2 separate regions of the Homo sapiens genome follow, and region 1 is linked to region 2. A link is an interaction called in ENCODE POLR2A ChIA-PET data of the cell type or tissue named here. Cell type or tissue: GM12878. All regions are shown on one strand. Links, peaks and the distances in the headings refer to the core of each region. The heading gives the core; the rest is flanking DNA. Region 1 overlaps DIP2B (disco interacting protein 2 homolog B). Region 2 overlaps DIP2B (disco interacting protein 2 homolog B).

Region 1 (12,876 bases), core at 2,684-10,683, 110 kb before region 2:
AGAAGTTCTCGATCCTACCTAGAACAGAGACTTTTCAGTTCTTGCTCATTGATCACACATTCAGTTTCGACACCAGCAAAACATTCGCATTCTTAAGGTAGATTAATATGTAAAGTTTCTCAAGAATCTCAAGGAAAAGTCTATGGACCAAAGCCTACAAAAATAAAATAGCCTAACTCCATAGGTAATTTTTAATTGTTTTCTTTTAAACTCTTTCAAAACATTTAAACTTTATTCCCTGCTTTTCTGTTGTAAGCTTAATCAGTATCTAAATTTTTCTAGTCCATCTACTTATGTTCAAATAATACTGAAGTACTTATATGTCTTCCTGAATCTCTTCTTGTGGTATGTTGCTACATTGATTTTGACAAAGTACTTATTAGTCTCTAAGGAAATGATCTTGACAGGGAGACATAAAAACTTAATTCTTGCTAAAAACGTATGTGCCAGGCCGGGCGTGGTGGCTCATACCTGTAATCCCAACACTTTGGGAGGCTGAGGCAGGCAGATCACCTGAGGTCAGGAGTTCAAGACCAGCCTGGCCAACACGGTGAAACCCCATCTCTACTAAAAATACAAAAAATTAGACAGGCATGGTGGTGCATGCCTGTAATCCCAGCTACTTGGGAGGCTGAAGCAGGAGAATCGTTTGAACCTCGGAGGCAGAGGTTTCGGTGAGCCACGATCGCACCACTGCACTCTAGCCTGGGCAACAGAGCGAGACTCCAACTCAAAAACAAAAACAAAAAACAAAAAACATACGTGCCAAACAGTGAGCTAGGTGCTAGGGAATGAAGTGGCGTAAACAATCCTTAGCCTGGACTTATTCATGGCCTTAGTAGGAAAGGCAGCCAGTCAGGGTGCACAGGTAAGCTTTCCAAGCATGACAGGAGAAGGCACAGCATCAGTATTTCTTTCTTTAATTTTCAGCTGGAGAAGAATTGTGAGAAATCCACTTATGTCTGTATTCAGCTTGGCTCTGACTTCAGGAAAATAGGCCTAAATTAGAAAAGCGTGCTGGGTGGGGGGTGGGTAAAAAAACTCAACCAAATATAGGGAAGCAAAAGCCGGGGAAAACAGAAGTCAGGAATTTATTTCAGGGTTCTAAGCTTATGAAGCACGCAGTTAAAGAGGGCATTTGGTCTAATGTGAGATAAACCTTTCTAAATGATTTCTGGGTGTTATGATTTACAACTTGTGGATTGAATTTCATTGTTTTTAAAAATTAAACATTCTGTGGTTAGTACTGCAGAACCCTTTCCGTCTAACTCAGGTGACACTGTAGGTTCATGTTCTGCTTTGGTTCAAAGAGCCAAATACATAACCAATGGGGCTGGAAAACTGCTGGCACCTCACAATGGGAACCTGAACCACAAAAGACTCATCTAATCTAGAAGTCAAATTCTGCAGGTCCAGAGCAAGAGAGAAAGTTAAAATAATGGGCCGGATGCAGTGGCTCAGGCCTGTAATCCCAGTACTTTGGGAGGCCGAGGTAGGTGGATCACTTGACGTCAGGAGTTCAAGACCAGCCTGGCCAACATCGCGAAACCCTGTCTTTACTAAAAATACAAAAATTAGCCAGGCATGGTGGTGCACACCTGTAATTCCAGCTACTCGGGAAGCTGAGGCAGACAAGAATCACTTAAGACCGGGAGGCGGAGGTTGCAGTGAGCAGAGATAGCATCACTGCCCTCCAGCCTGGGAGGCAGAGTGAGACTCCATTTCAAAAACAAAAACAAAAAACCCAGAAAGTTATATAATGACTATACCCTTGCTTCTTGTTCTGTACTACCTCCAACTTATTATTTCATATTGAGGAAGGTCTGAAGCCTGTGACTGTTTTTGCTTTTTAAAAAGTACTAATCACAACATGTGCCAGGAACTATGTCAAGTCCTAGGGGTTGTGAAGTGTATGAGTGCTTATGACACAGTAAGTGCCCTAAAAAGGCTTACAGGAGACACAGAAGCCCACAGATAATTTCAAAAGAATAAAACAGATGCTAAGAAACGGGAGTAATCAAAGGGTTTCGCAGGATGGGAACCAACCACAGTCAGGGATTTCAAGTACTTCTTTGTACATAGAGCAAAGACTTTGAAGAGTAAGGCAAAAAAATGAAAAAAATGAGGGTGGAGAGATAAATAGTGACCAGATCCCAAAGAGATAAAGTGATGAGGTCCATAAAGAAGAATGAGATCTATCATGCAAAAGGGGGGTGATTAAAAGAAAATTTAAAGAAAAAAAGAAGTAATCACATCTGTACCCCTTTAAGGAAAGCATTTTGTGTAATTTTCAGAAAATATTCTAACATTTCAACTGTACCCCGGGACACAAATATTCCTGTCTTAGCAAACATGTTAAAAAAAACAGAGAGGAAGTTGGGATAGGGCCCCTAGGATAGGTGAATTTGACCTTAAGAATAAAGTATTTTCAAGGTAAGTTATCTCAAGATTCCACAATCTCCATTGGATTTGTGGGCTGCTTTTATTGTATCATTTTATTGTATCATTTATATGTATTTTAATTTGTTTAAGTTTAAAATCAGAATAACCCAATTTTAAAAAGACAGTAAAACCAGTATTTTCATGATTAGGTTTATGGAAAATGGGTTTCATTATGTTTCTATATTGGATCAATTATGCAATTAGGTGTATTGTTTCAATTCAGTTACCCTGTTTGTCTGCCAGTCTTCAGTGTTTAATGACTTACAACTATGGGGCAGCTTAGCGTAGTGGAAAAAAACATGGCTTTGGTGTCAGTCTTCCATTCAAACTCTAGGATCCACCTCTTACTAGCTATGTGACTTGGGGATAAAATTACCCATCTGAGAAGACTGTTTACTTATTCGTCCATTTGACAAACACACTAAGCACTACAGTAGTTGGTAGGAATAAAAAGTTGGGCAAGAAGACATAGTCCCTATTCTTATGGGACTGAGATGAGTTAGAGGAGTTCAAGGCAGGCACCCAAGGAAGTAAGACCTAACCCAAGGCCTGATGGCTAAGTAGGGATTAGTTATGAAAGGCCCAGAGGTAGGGAGAGTGCAGCGTCAGGTAGAGGGGGCTGCACGCGAGAAAGCTTGGAGGGGACAGAAAACTTTTTAAAGATATTAAAGAAACAGAGACTAGCCAGAGCACAGATGCAAGACTGATAGTCATGGAGATGAGACTGGACAAGTAGGTAGCATTGGGCCACCAAGGGCCTTGTAAGACAAGCTAAGGAAACTTGCCTTTATCCTAACCATAGCTGGGAGACCATGAACAAAGACACTGTACAGAAAGCACCCATACTGGTGCCAGCCCATAGCACCTGGCCAATCAACATTAATTCCTCTTCTAATCCCCAGGAGAATGGTTAAAAGGAATGTGTATTTCTTTTTGATTTGGAATAACCTGAAATTTTTCCTAAGAGTAATTTAAATGGCTAATTGCTTCCTATAAACATGAAGGGAAAGATAGCAGAAACTGACTAACAGTTGGTAGAAGAAAATAATACTGTGCCAAATGATGCCACCTGAGAAATGAGGTGCTTACTATGAATAACTCAACCTATGGTCACAGATAAGAAACTATCCGGGTAAAGTTAAAAGACGATTATGTAGTGAAGTCTACATAAAATGTAGCACTGCTCTGGGATTGTATCTTTTTAAAAATCAAAACAAGGTCCCTTAAATATTATTTTAAAAGCAATTTGTCACCCAGGAAATTGTTATGAATTTGTAGAAATTTGGGCAAAATTAAATAATAGAAATTTATCATTTCCCTACTGATTCTGCTCTGATTAAAAATAAACTCATGACTGTTATCACTTATAAATAAAACATCTTCCCTAAGCTCTTATATATAACGAATACGCAACAGAAAACAATTCTGAAAACATAGTTTGCCTTTCAGTTTATAATCTGCTGTGATTTTAACAAGGCACCATTGAATACTGGTCACCAGAAGCCTACAATCCATCTATAACCAATTAGTAAACATATAAACAATTAGCATGTTGGCCGGGCGCATTGTCTCACGCCTGTAATCCCAAGCACTTTGGGAGGTTGAGGCGGATGAACTGCTTGAGCTCAGGAGTTTGAGACCAGCCTGGGCAACATGACAAAAACCTGTCTCTACAAAAAATGCAAAACTTAGCTAAGTGTGGTGGTGTGTGCCTATAGTCTCAGCTACTTGAGAGGATGGCCTGAGCCCAGGAATTTGCTAATTCCTTTTATTCTTTTTTTGAGACAGGGTCTCCTGCCTCAGCGTCCCGAGTAGCTGGGACTACAGGCGCCCGCCACCATGCCCGGCTAATTTTTTGTATTATTTAGTAGAGACAAGGTTTCAGCGTGTTAGCCAGGATGGTCTTGATCTCCTGACCTCGTGATCCACCCACCTCAGCCTCCCAAAGTTCTGGGATTACAGGCGTGAGCCACCACGCCCGGCCTCAGGCAAGCTTTTTTGACAGGTTCCTTTTTTCTAATTCACCCAACTGCTAAAGATGCAAGTCCCTCCAGGGATCTTAATTCCAGCTTGCAACCTTAGATGGGCCCAAGGTTTTATCATTATAGTTAACATTAAGGTCCCTGGCTTGCTGATTCTCCTCCCTACAGCCCAGCGGAAGTAAGCACCACCTCACCATTCTGATTTTTCAGTGTTCATCATTCTCCCTTGCTCCTGTATACATTTTTTAAAAAGCTGGTTACATTTTACCCAGTATTTCTAAAAGAACATTTTCTTTCCCCTATCTTTCTAGGAGATAATTTTCAGGTTATCTAACTGATATGTCTAAAAACAGAAGTCTGGGCAAGTTATTGAGCCTCTCTAAACCTGTTTTCTCTTCTGTAAAATGGGGTAGAAAACTGTTGAGTGAACTAAAAATGAAAAAAATATATGTTAAGCACTTAGCCCTTTGACTGGTACACTGAGGGCATGCAATAAATGGTAACCATAACATTACTCTTATCAGCAAACCTTAAATTTTACAATCAGGTATTGAAACAAATTCAACCGGATACAGTGGGTTTTTATTGTACTTTGGCTTAAAGAACACTGGATATTCACTAGTCTCCCAAGTAATTGTGGACCATTGGTCCTACCCCACACCAATCATAAAATACACTATTAAAATGATCTGACTCTATTAATTAGAGCACATTTATTATGGAGGTCTGATTTGCCAACTTTGTTTACTTTGTGGTTTAGGTTAAAATTAGAATATTTAGGAAAGACTCCCCAACCTGGTAAATCAGCAGGTATTCTAAGTTCAAATTAACTGACTGATACATATTTAGGACTATAACCATTCAGAAGACAACAGTTATTTAATTTGGTTGTAAAAATGCTCATTCCAGTACCATGCATACACGTGAGTATCTATTAGGGAAAGAGGAATTTTTTTTTTTTTTTTTCAGTTGAGGTTTCACTCTGTCACCCAGGCTGGAGTACAGTGCTGTGATTATGGTTCACTGCAGCCTTGACTGAAGTGATTCTCCCACCTCAGCCTCCTGAGTGGCTACAACCACAGGCACACACTACCATACCCAGCTAATTTTTAAAATTTTTATTTTATTTAGCACTATGAAGGAATTAAAAAAAATTATTTGTAGAGATGATAACTCTTGCTATGTTGCCCAGGCTGGTCTCAAACTCCTGGGCTGAAAGGATCCTCGGGCCTCAGCCTCCCAAAGTGCTGGGATTATAGGCATGAGTCGCGGCTATAAAGTAAATAGAATTTTCTAAATAAACATGACACTTCAGTGGAATAATGAACACAATCAAGATTTTGAGTTTGACACTTAATTGCTATTTGACCTGGGGCAAATTACTTAGCGACTATGAACTTGCTTATTTCCTTATCTCTAAATCTGCCCTTCCTACTTTACAGAGTATTTATGAGAAACAAATGACACAGGGCGGTCATTAGTATGTGAAAGTTCTTTGCATACCATAATGTACTATAATTCCATGAAGCATTATTAAAGTAGGTTAAAAGGATAATATCCCAATCTGTTGCTGGGTATCATTTTCATATATAGAAATATAGAGCAGGGTGTGGTGGCTCATGCCTATAATCCCAACACTTTGGAGAATCTCTTGAGCCCAGGAGTTTGAGGCCAGCTTGAGCAACACAGTGAGACCCCATCTCCAACTCTACAAAAAATAAAAATATTAGCCGGGTGTGGCAGCATGCACCTGCAGTTCCAGCTACTAGAGAGGCTGAGGTGGGAGGACTGCTTGACCCTGGGAGTTTGAGACTGCAGTGAATTGTGATTGAGCCACTATACTCCAGCCTGGGTGACAGAGACTGTGTCAAAAAAAAAAAAAAAAAAAAAAAAAAAAAAAAAAAACAAAAACCAAAAAAGGAGGGAAATTCTCCTTGTCTTCTGGCCCTATGAATTACTCTAGCTACTCTCAAGCAGAGTCCTGTGTGAGACAGACTTCTAAATTTAAGCTAGTTGAAATAGCTTACTGTGCTTTAGGGTCATTATGTGGTCTATTTGGTCATCTGTGCACTCTCAGAACGCAGCAAAGGGTAAGTCCACAAGGGTGCGGAAAAAGCTTAGAGGGAAAAAATATATGCTGTAGTTTTTGCGTTGTGCTTTTCCGTATGAATGAGTAATAGCATTACACAAAGAACCCCTACAAAGAAAGAGCTGAGGTAATTGCCTCATGACATTAGTAAATGATTTCAGCACATAAAGGGAACTGGATGGCAGTAATTCAAGCAGTCTAAAAGACTCTGAAAAAGGCCACAAGCACTAAAAGAACCATAGATTGCTACCAATTTAGAGAATTTAAATTTTCTAATTCACAAGATAGAAATTAGTGTACATAATTCAATAAGCAAATTTTAGGGTGACTGACATCTTATCAGGTGATTTGTGAACAAAAGACAAATTATTTCCCATGCCAACTATTTACCATATTTTCCAGACTATATGATACTATAAATAAAGCCAAAATATCTGACATATTTTACTCCTTAATCCTTTTTATTAAATCCCTCAAAAAGAGCAGCTCTAAATTTTCATCAGTTCAGTAATTCAAACAGTTACGTATTGAGTGCCTCCCAAAGAAGCTGACTGGCTGGTGCACTCTAGAAGTTATCCCAGAAACCAGGTGCATACAAGACAGCAAGTGCAGAGTGACAGCCTTGACCCAAGATGTGCTTTATGATGTATGCTGTAACATCTCAGGCAGTGTACAAAGAAAGATGCAACTAAATCCTGTAAAATATTAGGCTATTAGGCTAATTTTTCCCTGCAAGAGTGGTACAACTTTTTGTTTGCTTTTTTTTTTTTTTTTTTTTTTAAAGAGATGGGGCCTCACTCTGTCTCCCAGGTTGGAGTACGGTTGATTGATCTCGGCTCACTGCAGCCTTGACCTCTGGGGATCAAGCGATCCTCCCACCTCAGCCTCTCAAGTAGCTGGAACAACAGACATGCACTACCACAGTCAGCTAACTTTTTAATTTTTTGTAGAGATGGGGTCTCGCTATATTGCACAGGCTGGTCCCCTCCTAGGCTCAAGCAATCCTCCCACCTCAGCCTCCCAAAGTGTGAAGATTACAGGTATGAGCCAACACACCTGGCCACAACTGTTTTATTTATTTATTTATTTATTTATTTGAGACGGAGTCTGGCTCTGTTGCCCAGGCTGGAATGCAGTGGCGCGGTCTCGGCTCACTGCAAGCTCTGCCTTCCAGGTTCACGCCATTCTCCTGCCTCAGCCTCCCGAGTAGCTGGGACTACAGGCGCTGCCACCACGCCCGGCTAATTTTTTGTATTTTTAGTAGAGACGGGGTTCACTGTGTTAGCCAGGATGGTCTCGATCTCCTGACCTTGTGATCCACCCGCCTCGGCCTCCCAAAGTGTTGGGACTTCAGGCGCTGCCACCACGCCCGGCTAATTTTTTGTATTTTTAGTAGAGACGGGGTTCACTGTGTTAGCCAGGATGGTCTCGATCTCCTGACCTTGTGATCCACCCGCCTCAGCCTCCCAAAGTGCTGGGATTACAGGCGTGAGCCACTGCGCCCGGCACCACAACTGTTCTTAGGTCACTTTTGTTTTGTTTTTTGAGATGGAGTCTCGCTCTGTCACCCAGGCTGGACTGAATGGCGCGATCTCGGCTCACTGCGACCTCTGCCTCCCGGGTTCAAGTAATTCCCCTGCCTCAGCCTCCTGAGTGGCTGGGACTATAGGAACGCACCACCACACCTGGCTAATTTTTGTATTTTTAGCCGGGACGGGGTTTCACCTTGTTGGTCAGGCTGATCTCGAACTCCTGACCTCCTGATCTGCCTGCCTCAGCCTCCTAAAGTGCTGGGATTACAGGCATGAGCCACCGTACCCCGCTTTAGGTCACTTTGGTAGCTGGCCAGAAGCTCATTTTTTTTTTAAAGACTTTAATGGCAATGATTAATGTAAGTTTTCTTCCTCCTCCCTTCCCTTGAACACAGCCTCGGCATCTTCTAAGCTTCAGTGTTTCTATGGCTATCAGAGTACATATGCGAGATAAAACCTATTCCACATCGCTGGGTTAGGCTGTAACAAGTTCTGGGAGATACTGATGTAGGATTAAGCTACAACTAGGCATTGGAAACAGCCAATTGGTAGCTCTTAAGATCTTGGAGAGAATGGAATCGATTCCTAATGTGGGAACAGCAAATTCTACTCCCTAAAATGAAAGGGGCTAATGGAAGCCTTATGATAAGAGTTCTTCCCAAATTTCCTCACTAGAGCAAAGTATTTGTCTTAGGCATGTGTGTAATTGTTGCATGACAGCATCAAGATATCCCATGTGGGGGCTGTGTGAGAAATCACTATGCAGGGTGCGCTCAATGTTTCCCCTTGTTGTGAGAGAATTCCTCTTCTATTTGACAACACAGATGTCCCTCACAGCACATGAAGCCTTCTCAGATACTACCCAGAGATCCCCAGAACAGGAGATAAATGGGTACAGAACCTTTTTATTACTCTGTTCTGCTGAATACAAGTCTTAGGAGAAAGGATTGTATCTTTGGAATCATGAAATTATTATGTATAAAACATATAATATGATCAAGAACATTAGGCCACAACGTCAAGGCTGCAGACAGAGGAGAACATTAGTGTCTAGAAATACAGAGGCCTATAGTTAATTTCAAAGGACTACAGTCTCATTCAGCAATGAACAGCTGCGATTTGTTTCTAGAGTTCGTGAATTCCCCTCAGGCAGTGACTTTTGTAAAAGCGGATAAAAAAGGTTTCCACTCCTTCTGAGCATTCTCAAGGTCTTTGCTGCATTCTCACATTTCACCCAAAGCCATAAGGGCAGCCTATTTACTCTGAAACTGCATGTCTTTGATACAGCTTTGGAGGGGATTATTTCCAAGAACTACATGTCATGCTGCTCCCTACCCTTTGCCATTTACTGCAACTGAACCCTCAGCCACACTGCAGTGTAATCTGCCAAAAAGGAATAGCTACTAAACTGAGAGCCCCCTTTGTCCATGAGGACCCAACTTGTGCTGTACTAATGTGGAAGGGAAACCATCCAAGATTTTCAATGAGTAGGTTTGAGGTATGCACCATTATAGACACAAACTGTCTTACTGTGATAGCCGGCTAGAGGTACCCTGTGATACATTTTGAGAAACACTTGAAGCCACAGAGCTATTTCTCTTTCAAACATGTTGACACCACAGATGTGAAGAAAAAAAGCACACACAGTAAATGAGCCCACAGCATACCCAAATGCTCTGAGAAGTTAGCCAAAACCGAGAAGAAAACTATTAATATTAATCTGGATCAGGGAATAGGATCAGTATGAACAGCTCAACAACTTGACAGCTGTGAATCAAAGTCAACCATAAGGCAACCTAGGAATCTCCCCAAAGACGTATTAAGTAGTTTAGGCCAAAAAAGTATGGGGAAATTTGTTCTCAAAGATTTCATTACCAGTAACATGAAAGTAGAAAGAGAGACACTATATTGAGGCTCTGAAATAGATTTACTATGTTTAGTCTCAAAGGCCTATATCAAGATCTTGTCTGGGATTCGATCTAAAAAAAATTTTTTTCGAGCTTCCACTAGAGAAGTTCAAAAAAAATTTTTTTTAAGGTTTTAAAAAAACTTTGGGAGAGATTCTGAACAGACAAGACAACTTAGATTGTTTCTAGTTATTCCTCAAATATGAAGTTATAACTCTTTAAATTTACCTTAGGGAGCATAAGGATTGAAGTCTGGTGAACAGGGATGGGATGAAGATACCTAGTTCTCACTGATCTCATGACCCCGTTATAAAAAGTAGATTCTTAAAAAATAAATAAATGTGTACAAAATACATTAACACACACACACATAAACACACTTATATACGTTTTGCAGGTCCATCACAACTTTGCATGATTGCTCTTCCATAATTGTTAATGACACAAAAACTTTTGTCCCAAGTCCAACAATTCTCATGCCTGCTGCAGAGACGAAGCATTTGGTTTAGGAGTACAAATGAATTAGATATATGACTACAAGTAGTATATTGGGTGACAATGAAAGTGGCTATTTAACACAGCAGGATTTTGGCCTAAGCTTTGGCCTGTATTTATGACTACATAAGTCTGGGGATTACAGCCAAAAAAAAAAAAGACTGGAAATTCAGAAGGAAAGTTTTTTTGTTTAGTTTTGAATAGTTTTACTCTTAAGACATCTTTTTGTGTGTTGTTTACGAGATGACAAGCAAAATCTGCCACCTCAGAGTGTTCTCTTACATTCCTCTAATGGCGGGGAGAAGATTCTGGTTCTTACCTCAGAAAAGAAAAAGCAGAACTTATTTCAGGAACATCAAGGTATTAACTGTCAGAGAGAAAAAGCTCTGATAAACCTACCAGGAGGTGTGCAGGCATCTGCAGGAGACTGAACAAATGTGGATCGCCTTTTGGTTGGCATGGGCAAAGCCATCTTCTGTTCTTTATGCTTTGCCAGTGCAGCCTGAACTGCTTCTGTGTGGATATCTGAAAAAGCAAACATTTGCATTTATTAGCTTCCGGCTCTTGAAAGTGTTTACCACTGTGAGCTGAACTATCACTGCCTCAATTGTTTAAAAAAAAAAAAAAAGGTAAAGGGGACGTTCAGATGATTTTTATTTATAATTTGATTAAGACCAATTAGAAATAAAAATCAAAAACAAAAATAAAAGAAGCCAGGGATAATTTTACGGAGGAGGAAAATGAAGTCCAGAATGATGTGTGACTCCTTAACACACCAGACAAAGAGTTGACAGAGATGTGGGGAGGTGGGTGGGGACAGAATACTGAGTCTAACATGCATCTGTGCCAAGCAGGAAATTCTGCCTCAAATGGAATGAGCGCTGTGCAGGTGCCTGGAGAACACTCATTATTTTTCAAGAAAAGAAGCTTAGGATTTTCTTAACTGAAAGAAAATTTCTTTCAAGTCTGAAAGAAAACTTGGTTGAGACCCCTCAGTTCTATGCCACAGGAAGAGAAGGATTTATTTTGATCTAGAAAAACATAAGGGCAGATGTTAATTGTTTGCCACTTTGGGCACAAAAAATTTCAGCTCTCTACTTGAATGTCTAATAGGAATCTCAAAATTAACACATCCAAACAAAACTCTTCATTTTCTACCCCCACTCCAAAGGTCACTCTATAGTTCCACAAAATTGAATCATACTGTACACAGTATTTTGTATCCCGCTAAAAAAAAAAAAAACTCTTACAAAATCTTACTGAGGTAGATAACAGCTGAGGTAGCTTCCTAAGTCACAAAAAAAATAGTTTCCTTTTGTCTAGGAATGGGCCTAATCCACAAACAAACTATCCTTCCATACCGCTCTGTAAAGTAAATATACCCCTTATAAGAGCTAGACCAATGAGATCCTCTTTTTTAAATTTAAACTCTGAATCAAGAAACTGCAGGTCCTAAATGGAATCACTTTAACGACAATGTGACAATGCCCTAGAAAGAAGGAAGGTTTTAAACTTCAAGGTTGAGATTCCCAGAGTTATCTCTCCTTTCTAGGGGTTTTTCAAATGTTGATTTGTTTCTATGACCTACCTCAGCTATTTAAGGTAGCCTATGTAAGTTGACCTGTTTTTTTTGAGATGGAGTGTCGCTCTGTCGCCCAGGCTGGAGTGCAGTGGCGCAATCTCAGCTCACTGCAACCTCTGCCTCCCAGGTTCAAGCCATTTTCCTGTCTCAGCCTCCCAAGTAGCTGGGACTACAGGTACACGCCACCACGCCCAGCTAATTTTTGCATTTTTAGTAGAGGTGGGGTTTCACCATCTTGGTCAGGCTGGCCTTGAACTCCTGACCTTGTCATCTGCCCGCCTCGGCCTACTAAAGTGCTGGGATTACAGGCGTGAGCCACCACGCCCGGCCAGCTTCTGTTTCTTGCAACCAAAAAACCTCCACTAATACAAGGAGAAACACCTCACTGTGTACAGACCAACAACATAACTTTTAAGGGCTGCATAGTATTTCACTGCATGAATGTGCCATGATTTACTTACACAATTCCTTATTATCAGATACTAGGTTATTTCCAAATTTTTGAAATTATTCATAGAAAGAATAATTCAGTATTTTCACCTTAGCACATGTCTAATTATTTTCTTAGAATTAATTACAAAAACTGCTGAGATCAAAGTATATGTACTTATTTCTTCAGAAATGTTTCAAACATATTTCCTAAAAATAAGGAATTTTCTCTTATATAACCCCAGGACATTATTCAAAATCCAGAAAAATTGGCCGGGTGCAATGGCTCACACCTGTAATCCCAGCACTTTGGGAGGCCTAAGTGGGTGGATAACTTGAAGTCAGGAGTTCAAGACCAGCCTGGCCAACATGGTAAAACCCTGTCTCTACTAAAAATACAGAAATTAGCCAGGCATGG
Region 2 (12,876 bases), core at 1,784-9,783:
TGAGCTGGGAGGATCACTTGAGTCGGGAGGTCAAGGCTATAGTGAGCTGTGAGTGCACCACTGCACTCCAGCCTGGGTGAAAGAATAAGCTCTGTCTCCAAAAAAAAAATAGTGGCACCACAAACTAGTTCATGTGGTTAGGAAAATGGCCTCAATACGTGCAGAAAAATAAAACTGGATTACTATTCTATGTCATATATAATGATGGACTCAGGTGGAAGATCTCATGGGAAATGCTGACTTATGAAATACATAATTAAAAATGCAGAATATCTTCATATTTCCAGAAGACCATAAAGTAAAAGATTATGGACTTCCTATATCAAAATTAAGCCCTACTCAGCAAAAGGTACCAATGACAAAATTAACATACTATGACAGATGAAGAAAAGGCAAATACCAGGCTAATATTCTAAACTCTACAAAAACACTCTGTAAATCAAACAGGAAAAGACAGAAACTCTAATTAAAGAAGTGGGCCAGGGATATGAACAGGTAATTCACAGAGGGGGCGTTCATATGGTCTTAATGGTATATAAAGAAACGCTGCCATTCAGTAACTGGAGAATACAAATTAAAACAACATTAAGATACCACTTTACCCCATCAGATAGACAACAATTAGAAAGCTGGATAAACAGCTTTCTGTTTCCTATTTCTGAAGAAATAGGAAATGTTGCACAATCTGAAAAAGTGCCCAAATTTGGCAGTGCTTAATCAAATTAAGTACAGCAATCTACTCTTATGCATACATTGAAAGAAATTCTCCCACCATAACAGAACAAGCACAACAATGTTCATCCCATCGTCTGCAGCAGTGGGAAGTTGAAAATAATCTGGTGTCCATCACCGAAAGAACAAATCATTTAAGGAAAGGCAGATGGTGGTTAGATTAGAAACAAAGAACTAGGTATATACACAGCAACACAGTCCCTAAATAGTACCAAGAGAATACAGTACCATTTAGGTAAGTTTAACAAATCACACACACACACACACGCAAGAACCCAGCACTACATATTTACAAAACTGCATACAAATATAGGGATACTTACCAAATACATTACAACAGTTTAACTATGGGGAAATAGGAACAGAAGTGGAAAGTGGAGGTAAAAAAGAAATTAATTAATCTGAAGAGCTAAGAGAGAGGACTTGCACAGACCAATGCTGATGCTATGTTATGAAATGTGATGTCATTAGCTCAATCCTTACCACCTGAGGACTAAAAAAATAAATCCAGCAAATATCCTGCTAAAATTTCAAGAATGAAGGATCAAAGAAGTTAAGGTACACAGAATGAGCTTTTAAAAAAAAAAAAATTAGGCTGGGCAAGGTGGCTTATGCCTGTAAACCCAACACTTTGGGAGGGAAAGGTGGCAGGCTTGCTTGAGCCTAGGAGTTTGAGAGCAGCCTGGGCAATATAGTGACACCCCATACCCATAAAAAGTTTAAAAATTAGCCAGGTATGGTGGCCCACACCAGTAGTCCCAGCTACTTGGGAGGCTTAGGCAAGAGAAGAGGATCACTTAAGCCCAGGAGTTGGAGGCTAGAGCGAGCTATAATCACACTGCCTCACTCAGCCTGAGCAATAGAGCAAGATACTGCCTTTAAAAAAAAAAAAAAAAAAAAAAGGCCAGGTGCAGTGGCTCATACCTGTAATCCCAGCACTTTGGGAGGCCAAGGCAGGCAGATTGCTTGAGTCCATGAGTTCAAGACCAGCCTGGGCAATATGGCAAAATCCAGCCTCTACAAAAAATACAAAAATTAGCCAGGACTGGTGGCATGCACCTATAGATCTAGCCACTCAGGAGGCTGAGGTGGAAGAATCGTTTGAGCCCAGGCGGGGCAGACTGCAGTGAGCCAAGATCACGTCACTGCACTCCAGCCTGGGCAACAGAGAGAGACCATATCTCAGAAGAAGAAAAGAAACAAAGTGGAAGAAAATACATCTCAACAAAACTTAAGCATATGTTGGAAATAGATAACCAGCAGCTCCCAAATGACTCAAACAAATGAAAACTGATGAACAGGTCTTCTGTTGGTTCCATGAGTAAGTCAAGCTGTGGTTAATAATCTTCAAACTTTTAGCAATCGTTCTACACTAATTTTATTAGAGTATTATAGGTTTTTTGTGGCAGCTAAGCCAACTGAGATATTGGTTTTAAAAGGTAGCTAGAATATATTTAGTGGTACGTAAGAGTTAAAATTATTCTTTTGGCACTGACACAGCTAAATTATTTGCCTTATAGTATTGTATTACAATCAATCAGTCTCTCTCCCTCACACACAAACACACATCACAGCCACAAAGTCATATGTACTGTATTTAGGTGATAATTTAGTCTGACCATAAAAAAGCCTGAGAATTTTTTTTTTTTTTTCTGAGTCAGGGTCACTCTGTCACCCAGTCTGGAGTGCAGTGGCATGATCTCAGCTCACTGCAGCCTCGACAACTTCCCCAGGCTCAGATGATCCTCCCATCTCAGCCTCTCCAGTAGCTGAGACCACAGGAGCACATCACCATGCCTGGCTAACTTTTTTATTTTTTGTAGAGAGGGGTTTTGCATGTTGCCCAGGCTGGTCTCGAACTCCTGGGCTCAAGCAATCCACTGCCCTCGGTTTCCCAAAGTGCTAGGAATGCAGGCATGAGCCACCGTGCCCGACTAGAATTTTTTTTTTTTAAAGAAAATTAACTCTGTAACTTTCAAATATATAAATGGCATTGCTGAAATAAGATAGGAAAGCCCTGTTCTATGCTTTTAAGCATTTGCTCCAACCCTATATACGGAAGAGACCTAAATAACCTCCCCTCTTATTCTTATTACCATACACACTCCCTCACTATGCTATATAACCTTCTGTATTCTAGAATCAGGTATTACCATTATCTAAGACTTGCTAGGAAATCTGGAAGAACAGCTTGTTACCCTTTCTCTACCGCCCTTCTTCTCCACCTCTTTGTATTCCAAAGCCTGCTCCTGGCAGTCAAGGTCAGGGAGATAACTAAAATAATTTACTGTCACTTTAGAAATTGATTTCAAATATCTGAATGATACCTTATTTATTCTCTTTAAATTCAATCAACAGCCACTTATAAGCCTGTCAATACAGAGATAACAAACATGATCTTATTCTATCTTATTCTACTACTAGAATAAGAACCCTTCAAAGAGAAGCAGACCAATATTTATAAAAGAGATGGTAGAACAGGTCAGGCATGGTGGTTCATGCCTGTAATCCCCGCATTTTAGGAGGCCGACATGGGTGGATCACTTGAGGCCAGAAGTTCGAGACCACCCTGGCCAACATGGGTGAAACCCAGTCTCTACTAAAAATACAAAAATTAGCCAAGCATGGTTGCACACGCCTGTAATCCCAGCTACTCAGGAGGCTGAGGCACAAGAATCACTTGAACCCGGAAGGCAGAGGTTGCAGTAAGCAGAGATCATGCCACTGCATTCCAGCCTAGGCAACAAAGCGACTCTGTCTCAATCAATCAATAATACAACAAATTTATATATGCAAAAATTATAGACAGCATCTTCGGGAGTATCGTTTCCATAAATTAAGGTGTTCTGTTATCTGAGATGCAATGTGTTTATGGATGTGCTACTTTAACTGATAGTACTCTGAATAGTTTCACAGAAGCCCTAAGACAGATTTGTAGCTCTCACTTAAAAAAAAAAAATTAACTAGGTGAAAGCCATCACCTAAGATGGAGGTAGTGAATAAAGGTCTGCATTCAGAAACATTAGAAAACATCTACAAAAGATTCCTGTACCTTTTAATAACTCTGGAAATATTATGACAAATGTAGACTACATAGTATATAAATACACTCAGCTTTAAGAACCTGGAAATGTCTCCCCTTCTAAATGATGGCCTCTAGCACAGTTAATGAAGAATGATCCATAGAAATAAAACTTAAATATTCACCCTTGGCTGCATGGAGGAAGGGCAAGAAAAGGTAAGTTATCTAGCTTTCCTTAAACAATTGATATTGAGTAAACAGAGGAGAAAAGGCCTGTGATTCAAATATAATTTACTGCCAATCTAATGTGCATAGGGGTTAGAGGAATGCACTCTTATATAGGTTGCTATTTCCTAAAGTTTTATTCTATGGAATAAATTTAAGAAATATTAAGTTGTAAAAATGTGAAAACAGTTTATTTGCCAGACACTTCTCTAAGCCTTTAACATGTTACTGTTTAAGATGACTGTCAAAGATAAGAAATTAAACCACTAAATTTTATAAATGAACTATCTCACTGAGATTAGTGATCATCAGGCTGTAAATTGAGAAAGATCATTCTCTGATCATCAGAATATAATTTGAGAAAGACTTTTTTATTTATTTATTTTTTTTTGAGACAGGGTCTCACTCTGTCGCCCAGGCTGGAGCGCAGTGGCGCAACCTCAGCTTACTGCAACCTCTGCCTCCCGGCTTCAAGCAATTCTCATGCCTCAGCCTCCCAAGCAGCTGGGATTACAGGCATGCACCACCACGCTTGGCTGATTTTTGAATTTTTATTTATTTATTTTTATTTGCTTTCTCTTTTTAGACAGAGTTTCACTCTTGTTGCCCAGGCTGGAGTGAATTCAGCTCACTGTAACCTCCGCCTCCCAGGTTCAAGTGATTCTCCTGCCTCAGCCTCCCAAGTAGCTGGGATTACAGGTACATGCCACCACGCCCAGCTAAGTTTTTTGCTTTTTTTTTTTTTGGAGATGGAGTCTTGCTCCGTTGCCCAAGCTGGAATGCAGTGGCTGCGATCTCGGCTCACTGCAAGCTCCACCTCCCAGGTTCACGCCATTTTCCTGCCTCAGCCTCCCGAGTAGCTGGGACTTCAGGTGCATGCCACCACACCCGGCTAATTTTTTTGTATTTTTAGTAGAGACGGGGTTTCACTGTATTAGCCAAGATGGTCTCGATCTCCTGACCTCGTGATCCACCCGCCTCAGCCTCCCAAAGCGCTAGGATTAAAGGGCTAATTTTTTGTATTTTTAGTAGAGATGGGGTTTCACCATGTTGGCCGGGCTGATCTCGAACTCTTGGCCTCAAGTGATCCACCCACCTCGGCCTCCCGAAGTGATGAGATTACAGACATGAGCCACCATGCCTGGCTGAGAAAGATCATTCTCGATTGTAAACCCTATGAGGGTAGGAAACAAGATATATTTTTAAAAATCTTTACACGGCTTATACTTGTACACAGGCACACAAGAACAACGGTTGTATTAAATTTGGTGTGCTACATTTCACCCCTCTACAAGGGCAAAGACTAATTTTAAATATCTTTGTATTCCATCCCCACTCCCAAGGCCAAAACATCTATGATACCTTGTAAGTGTTAAAGACCTATGGTACTAGAAATTGTGTGTGTGTGTGTGTGTGTGTGTGTGTGTGTGTGGTTTCTGTCACTGAGGCTACAGTGCAGTGGTGCACTACAGCCTCAACTTCCTGGGCTGAAGTGATCCTACCACCTTGGCCTCCCAAGTAGCTGGAACTATAGGGATGCACCACCACACCTGGCTAATTTTTTGTGGAGACCAGATCTTGCTATGTTGCCCCAGCTGGTCTTAAACTCCTAGGCTCAAGCAATCCTCCCACATTAGCCTCCCAAAATGCTGGGATTACAGGCATGAGACACTATGCCCAGCCTAATAATATTTTTTTTAAGGACCAATTGTTGGTTAGTCAAACTGTTGAGATAAAATTGGTATAATACCAAAGAAAATATCTACCCTTGAATCTTTTAAACGTCATTATTTTGTTATGCCAGCCCAGCAAAAAAAAAAAAAAAAAAGACAAATAATTACACCATCTTCCTCTTTTCTGTGAAGATTAACTACTAAATTACAGGAGAAGAAAGAAAAGGAAAAATAAAATGTCACCCAAAGGCCTTAGTGATGTACTCAGTGGAGAGGAGTTAATAAGAAGTCTGTCCCTTGGGGAAGTACTGGGGTGATCACCTAATCACCCATGTTCTGAGTTTAGAACTGAATCCACCTTGGTACATGCTACTGGGTATGGAAAGAATTATATACAAATTGGAAGAGCTTGACAGTATGCTCTCCTTGCCCTCACCTGCACCTGGTGTTCCCTATTCTAGAGACTCTCTATTTTCCCCTTGCAGAAAATAAATCTCCAGTCTTCTGCTAGGGTAAGGAAAGGACATTCTCTTGGCTTCATAGAAGAAGAGGGAGGCTCTGGAGTCTTTTCTTAAACTTTCAGTGAATCCTTCTCTTTGCAACCCACTTTTGCCCCCATTTCCAGAGGGAACTGGTGCACCCACTCCTGAGCCTTCTGGGTTTTCAAAGTGTAAACGGCCTTGCTCCCCCATTGCCACTAAGTCAGTAATCGTTCATCTACCCACTTGCCAGTTTCCAAAATTGTGTTGCTGTTCTCTCTTCTGCAGTTCTGTTTTGTTCTTCTGAGTTAATGCTTTTTCTTACTGTCATTTAATGAGGTATGAGGAAAAAACAGGGGCTATTAGAGATATTCATTCTACCATCTCTGACTGATAGCTCCCTCAATTGTTTTTCATTTCCACTTTTTGCTACTTGAGATGTTAGAATACAAGTTCAGAAATACAGTGCTGCAAACAGTGTGGCCTCAAGAAAACCAAGTCACCTCTCAGTACCTCCATTTCCACATCTGTAAACAGTGTTAGAATAGAGGGTTCCTAAGGTTCCCTTATATATGATTCTCAATTATTACCCCTGGCAGGAACACAGAAACTTAAATCACCCAGACATCTTCAACCAGCACTGCTGCATCTAGACCTATTTTGTTTTTCCTATTACTTGTGCTACCCCTAAGGGTACAGGAGACTGATCAAAACAATGTCATATCTAAAAAGTTTCTGAACTAGATCATATAATAAAACTCCATAAATCTTGAAATTTGTGAATATTTTTTGTAGAAACGGGGTCTCACTATGTTGCTGGTCTCGAATTCCTGGGTTCAAGCGATCCTCCCACCTTGGCCTCCCAAAGTGCTGGAATTACAGGCTTAGGACGCTACCGCGCTCAGCTGAAACGTGATAATTTATATTGCATTGTGTTGACATTTGTTCACTTTTTACCATCTATAACACTAACATTTATGTATGTATTTTCCTTATTTTTTGTTTTTTATAGAGATGGGGTCTCTCTGTTACATAGGCTAATCTCAAACTCCTGGGCTCAAGCGATCCTCTCACCTCAGCCTCCCAAAGTGCTGAGATTATGGGTGGGAGCCACCACGCCTGGCATTTTTCCTTGTTCTGGAAGAAATGATTCAACAATCAGTAGTGCCAATCATATGGCAGAAAGGCAAGTTCAATCTGGGAGAAACAACAAGAACTGCAGAATCCATTTACTAAGCCACCACTAAGCTTATGTAACCAAAATTCCTCTAGAGCTAAGTGGTTCATGCATACAGATGTAGTCACAATAACAGTAACAAATTTTTGCTGGCTTTTGCCTGCCATGGGCTCCAGCAGATCCCTCAGGCAATATCCCCCCACCCAGCAGCCCATTAGCCACAGTTCAGCAGGTGGCAGCCACCATCATCCACTCTTTGTAGATGTCCTCTGCCTAGGAAGGCCCTGCCACTGTTGTGAGAACATTAGTGTGTAAAGTAAGAATGTACAGCCGATGCTTTATATCTAACAATCTAAGAAGACATGGAGGGGATGGTGCCCGCCCCAAAGTGGAGAGATCATCCAAGCCATAGTAGGTCCTCTGGGAATCTACTCACTCCTGCCTGTGTCCATGCACCACACACAGGAAAGCAGCAACCAGACCACAGCCTGGACCATCTATGGAAGGCAAGGTGTGTGGGGCACACAAATTAAAAATCATTTCAGAGCTTCCCACTTTCACTCACCCTCTCCCATTTGCTTCTTCAAGTCCTATAAAGTAGGAAGAGCTTATTATCTCCATTTTATAGATAAAGAATCAAGGCTCAGTGATTCAGAAAGTCTCACAATACCGACCAGGTGGCTCAAATCTGTAATCCCAGCACTTTGGGAAGCGGAGGCAGGCAGATCATTTGAGGTCAGGAATTCAAGACCAGCCTGGCCAACATGGTGAAATCCTGTCTTCATTAAAAATACAAAAAAATGCACCGGGCGCGGTGACTCATGCCTGTAATCACAGCACTATGGGAGGCCGATGTAGGTGAATCACCTGAGGTCAGGAGTTCAAGACCAGCCTGACCAACATGGAGAAACCCTGTCTCTACTAAAAATACAAAAATTTGCTGGGTGTGGTGGCGAATGCCTGTAATCCCAGCTACCTGGGAGGCTGAGGCAGGAGAATCACTTGAACCTGGGTGGTGGAGGTTGCAGTGAGCCAAGATCACACCACTGCACTCCAGCATGGACAACAAGAGCAAAACTCTGTCTCAAAAAAAATACAAAAAATTAGCCAGGTGTGGTGGCATGCGCCTGTAGTCCCAGCTGCTGGAGAGGCTGAGGCAGGAGAATCGCTTGAACCCGGGAGGCAGAGATTGCAGTGAGCCACTGCACTCCAGCCTGGGCGACAGGGCGAGACTCCATCTCAAAAAAAAAAAAAGTCTCACAATACATAGTGTCATTTAAGTCAATAAACAGCCCTTCTAACTCCCAGTAAAACGGCTGTTTTACTATTAGTAATATTTATTTTACTTAAAAAGTAAATACCTGTCTTCATAGTGGCAAAACACTACAAGGAATATGATGTATCAATAGGTGAACAGTTAGTAAAAAGATGAGGAGTCGGCCGGGCTCGATGGCTTACGCCTGTAATCCCAGCACTATGGCTCATGCCTGTAATCCCAGCACTTTGGGAGGCTGAGATGGACAGATCACGAGGTCGGGAGTTCGAGACCATCCTGGCCAATGTGGTAAAACTCCGTCTCTACTAAAAATACAAAAATTAGCCAGGTGTGGTGGCAGGCACCTGTAATCCCAGGTGGCTGGGAGGCTGAGGCAGGAGAATTGCTTGAACCCAGGAGGCAGAGCTTACAGTGAGCGTCGCGCCACTGCACTCCAGCTTGGGTGACAGAGAAAGACTCCATCTTGGGGGGAAAAAAAACAATGAAGAGTCAGAGATGTGACACGGGACAATAGATAGCAAGAAGAAGAGAAGCAGGACATGCTAAATCAACAAAGATTTAATTTCTAAAGATTGGTGTGTGGTTTTTGCTGCTGTTCAGAATAGTTTCTTGAGCTGCTACACAAACATGGCCAGGCTATCCTTTGATATGTGTGTTTCGTATATCAGTGAAGCAGAGAAGCACAGGAGAGATGGGAAACTGACAAGAAGCAAAAGGAAAGAAGGGGCCTCCCTACTCTGCTCAGGGAGGCCCCTAGAAGTAAGAGGAGGACATGAGGCGCCAAACAAGCATGGGGTGAAAGGAAACAAGAGGTGAGAGGCCCAATGAGATGGAAAAAGTAAGTATTAAAGATGACTGGGCTTGGAACAAGATGAGGGTAAAAGTCAGAAGTCAGAGGCGACAAATAGATAAAAGGCAGATAAAAAGTGAGAAGAGAGGAGATAAAGGGCAGCTCGGGCAACTTCCAGTCAGAGATAGCAGAATGAGTGCACAGCCTCTGTTCTTTCTCATACCTCACTGAATGAGTAGGGAGGAAAACATAAGCATTAACCATAAGGACAAAAAAGAACCAAAGTGATAGCAGCGACAAAATTTGAAATTTGGAAAGCAGGTAGATAAGCAATACATGTCTCAGCAGAGCCAAGAAAGCTGAATCCTAAGTGGCAAACACAGGGTAGGGATGGGAAGGTGGTGAAGAGACTTACACTATGAAAATACATAGGAAGGGGAGAACCAATTCCCTCTGGAAATGGTGGCAAAACGTTATAAACAGGAAGATAAGAAAAGACTCCTAGATCCTCTCTCCTCTTCCAGGAAGCCAAGAGAATGAATGTCTTTTCCTCACCCTACAGAAGACTGCAGTTATTTTCTAGAAGGGCAAACAGAGGGTCTCTAGAATGGGGGACACTAGGAAGAGTTGAGGGCAAGAATATTATATTCCAAAAAAGAGATAAAAAATGGGATATGTCAGCCAGGCGCGGTGGCTCACGCCTATAATCCCAGCACTTTGGGAAGTTGAGGCAGGCAGATCATGAGGTCAGGAGACAAGAGACCATCCTGGCCAACACGGTGAAACCCCCATCTCTACTAAAATACAAAAAATTAGGCAGGCGTGGTGGCGCGCGCCTTTAGTTCCAACTACTCGGGAGCCTGAGGCAGGGGAATCACTTGAACCTGGGAGGCAGAGGTTGCAGTGAGTCGAGATGGCGCCACTGCATTTCAGCCTGGTGAGACAGCAAGACTCCATCTCAAAAGAAAAAAAAAGGGGCGGGGGGGGAGCGGCGAGATGTCTTTCAGAGATGCACTCAACCAAAGTGAAGAAGTAAGCTCAAAAAGGTAAAGACACGAGACACAGAATATACAGGATGCAATACACAAAGCAAAGGAAATCCCTAAGAAACTAGAGACGGCTGATCCATTCTACCGCCATGCCACGCACCCAGTGACCAATCCATCTAAGCCAAGGCATTTCAGAAGATTCCAGGAACAACCTATTCAAGGTGAAACTGACAGAATACCTGATATGAGCGATCATATAGAGGCAGATTCATGCAACTAAGAGTATAGAGACATATCAATGACAAATACATAGAAAATAAGCAAATAAAACATCTTGCAATTACAGAGAAAACAAAATCTAAGCAGAAAAGAAAAAAATAAAAGTATACCACATGATTTAGCTATCAACAGCATTTACATAGTCATAACTTAAGTATTAAATATCAATCTAATATTTAATCAAAATTATGCTATAACTATATGGAGGGAAAAGTGGTATGGAAGCATGGGTGGGTAGCTAAGGTGGGAAGCCAGTATATGATGCAAAAGTACTGAAAATTAAGAAGAAATGTATGCATGTTGCTTAAAGATATGAGGGTAAAACCAAAAAGAATCAGTTAAGGAAGTAAAAGAGGTTATCTTTGGGGAAGAGAAAATTGGGTAGAAGAGGTAAGCAGAAGAGCTATCTGTTGTGACGACTTATAAAATTACTTGCCTCTTTCAAATACGTGTGTGTAAAACTTTAATAGAAATAAAATTCTATTAAATAAAATTTCAGTAAAAAATTAAGAAAAAAGGAAAACAGCCCAAGCGCACAGGCTGACACCTGCAATCCCAACACTTTGGGAGGTCAAAGTGGAAGGATCAAATGAGCCCAGGAGTTCAAGACCAGCCAGGGCAACATAACAAGACCTCATCTCCACAAAAAATTTAAAAAATTAGCTGGGCATGAAGGCACATGCTGTAGTCCTAGCTACTTGAGAGGCTAAGGTGAAAGGATCACCTGAGCCCAGGAGATCGAGGCTGCAGTGAGCTGTGATCATAACACTGCACTCCAGCCTGGGTGACAGAGTGAGAACCTGTCTCAGAACGAAACAAAAGAATAAAGGAAAAACACAAATGAACCAAAAGTCCTCTTTTAGGGAGACTAAACAATACTTTATATTGGCCGTCAGAATCACATTCCTGTTTAGACAAAACTGTTAGTGCCTCCAGATGCTTAATTCAGTCGTACCTTATAACACCTGGCAATATTCCTTAAACTGACCTGCAACATACAGGCTGTCTCTTGTTACATTCAGGATTGCTTAATGCCTTTATTCAATAAATGAATACAGGGTGCCTGTGCTAAGTGCCAGGCACTGCGCTAGGTACTGGGATACAACAGTCAGCAAAACAAACACAATCTGTCGTTCATGGTACTTCAACATACTGGGAGAGATATTCAAATGATCACACAAAACAACATGACAATTTTAATAACAGCTTACATGAAAGGGTGCCAAGACCACTCAATGGGGAAAAGGCAGTCTCTTCAACAAATGGTTCTGGGAAAACTGGACATCCACATGCAGAAGAATGAAGATGTACCTTTATCTGACACCATATAGAAAACTAACTCAGGCCGGGTGCAGTGGCTCACACCTGTAATCCCAGCACTTTGGGAGGCCGAGGTGGGCAGATCACCTGAGGTCAGGAGTTCAAGACCAGCCTGGCCAATATGCCAAAACCCCGTCTCTAATAAGAATGCAAAAATTAGCCGGGCATGGTGGCGCACACCTGTAGTCCCAGCTACTCGGGAGGCTGAGGCAGGAGAATGGCTTGAACCTGGGAGGCAGACGTTGCAGTGAGCCAAGATTGCACCACTGAAGACTCTGGGAAAAAATAAATAAATAAATAAAATAACTCAAAATAGATTAAAGACCTAAACATAAGAAGTTTATTTTAAAAAATTTAAAAAACGTTTAAAAAAGAACTTTAAACTCCTAGAAGAAAACATGGAAGAAAAGCTTAATAATACTGGATTTGGCAAGAATTTCTTGGATATGACGCCAAAAGGAAAGGAAACAAAAGCAAAATAAGATAAATGGGACTATATCAAACTTAAGAATTTTTGTGCATCCAAAGACACAATCAACAGAGAGAAAAGTTAACTTACAGAATGAGACAAAATATTTCCAAATAACGTATCTGATAAAGGGTTAATATCCAGAATATAAAAAGAACACCTTTGGGAGGCCGAGGCGGGTGGATCACGAAGTCAGGAGATCGAGACCATCCTGGCTAACACAGTGAAACCCCGTCTCTACTAAAAATACAAAAAATTAGCCGGGCGTGGTGGCGGGCGCCTATAGTCCCAGCTACTCGGGAGGCTGAGGCAGGAGAATGGCATGAACCCGGGAGGGGAGCTTGCAGTGAGCAGAGATTACGCCATTGCACTCCAGCCTGGGCGACAGAGTGAGACTCCGTCTCAAAAAAAAAAAAAAAGAACTCCTATAACTCAACAACAACAA

The links. Peaks named below come from ENCODE experiments on the same cell type or tissue, not always from the same donor. Only the 100,000 strongest peaks of a DNase experiment are listed, where the experiment ranks them.
Region 1: POLR2A ChIA-PET joins it to region 2 with 15 read pairs; 5 of 35 experiments call an interaction of 5 or more read pairs at or near these places.

The regions. Positions count from the first base shown.
Region 1 is chr12:50,658,290-50,671,165 of GRCh38, reverse strand. DIP2B (disco interacting protein 2 homolog B) reads right to left here. Exons shown (of 38, transcript NM_173602.3): 4 at 10,847-10,972. Among named protein-coding and RNA genes, the nearest start is that of ATF1, 99 kb to the left of the region's middle. RefSeq lists an enhancer at 9,703-9,762. In GM12878, for the core only: no CTCF peak of the experiment used is centred there; DNase peaks (open chromatin) are centred at 6,465, 9,285 and 9,675; H3K27ac peaks cover 4,384 bases.
Region 2 is chr12:50,552,245-50,565,120 of GRCh38, reverse strand. The region is part of intron 1 of DIP2B (disco interacting protein 2 homolog B); the gene reads right to left. Among named protein-coding and RNA genes, the nearest start is that of DIP2B, 54 kb to the right of the region's middle. In GM12878, for the core only: no CTCF peak of the experiment used is centred there; no DNase peak of the experiment used is centred there.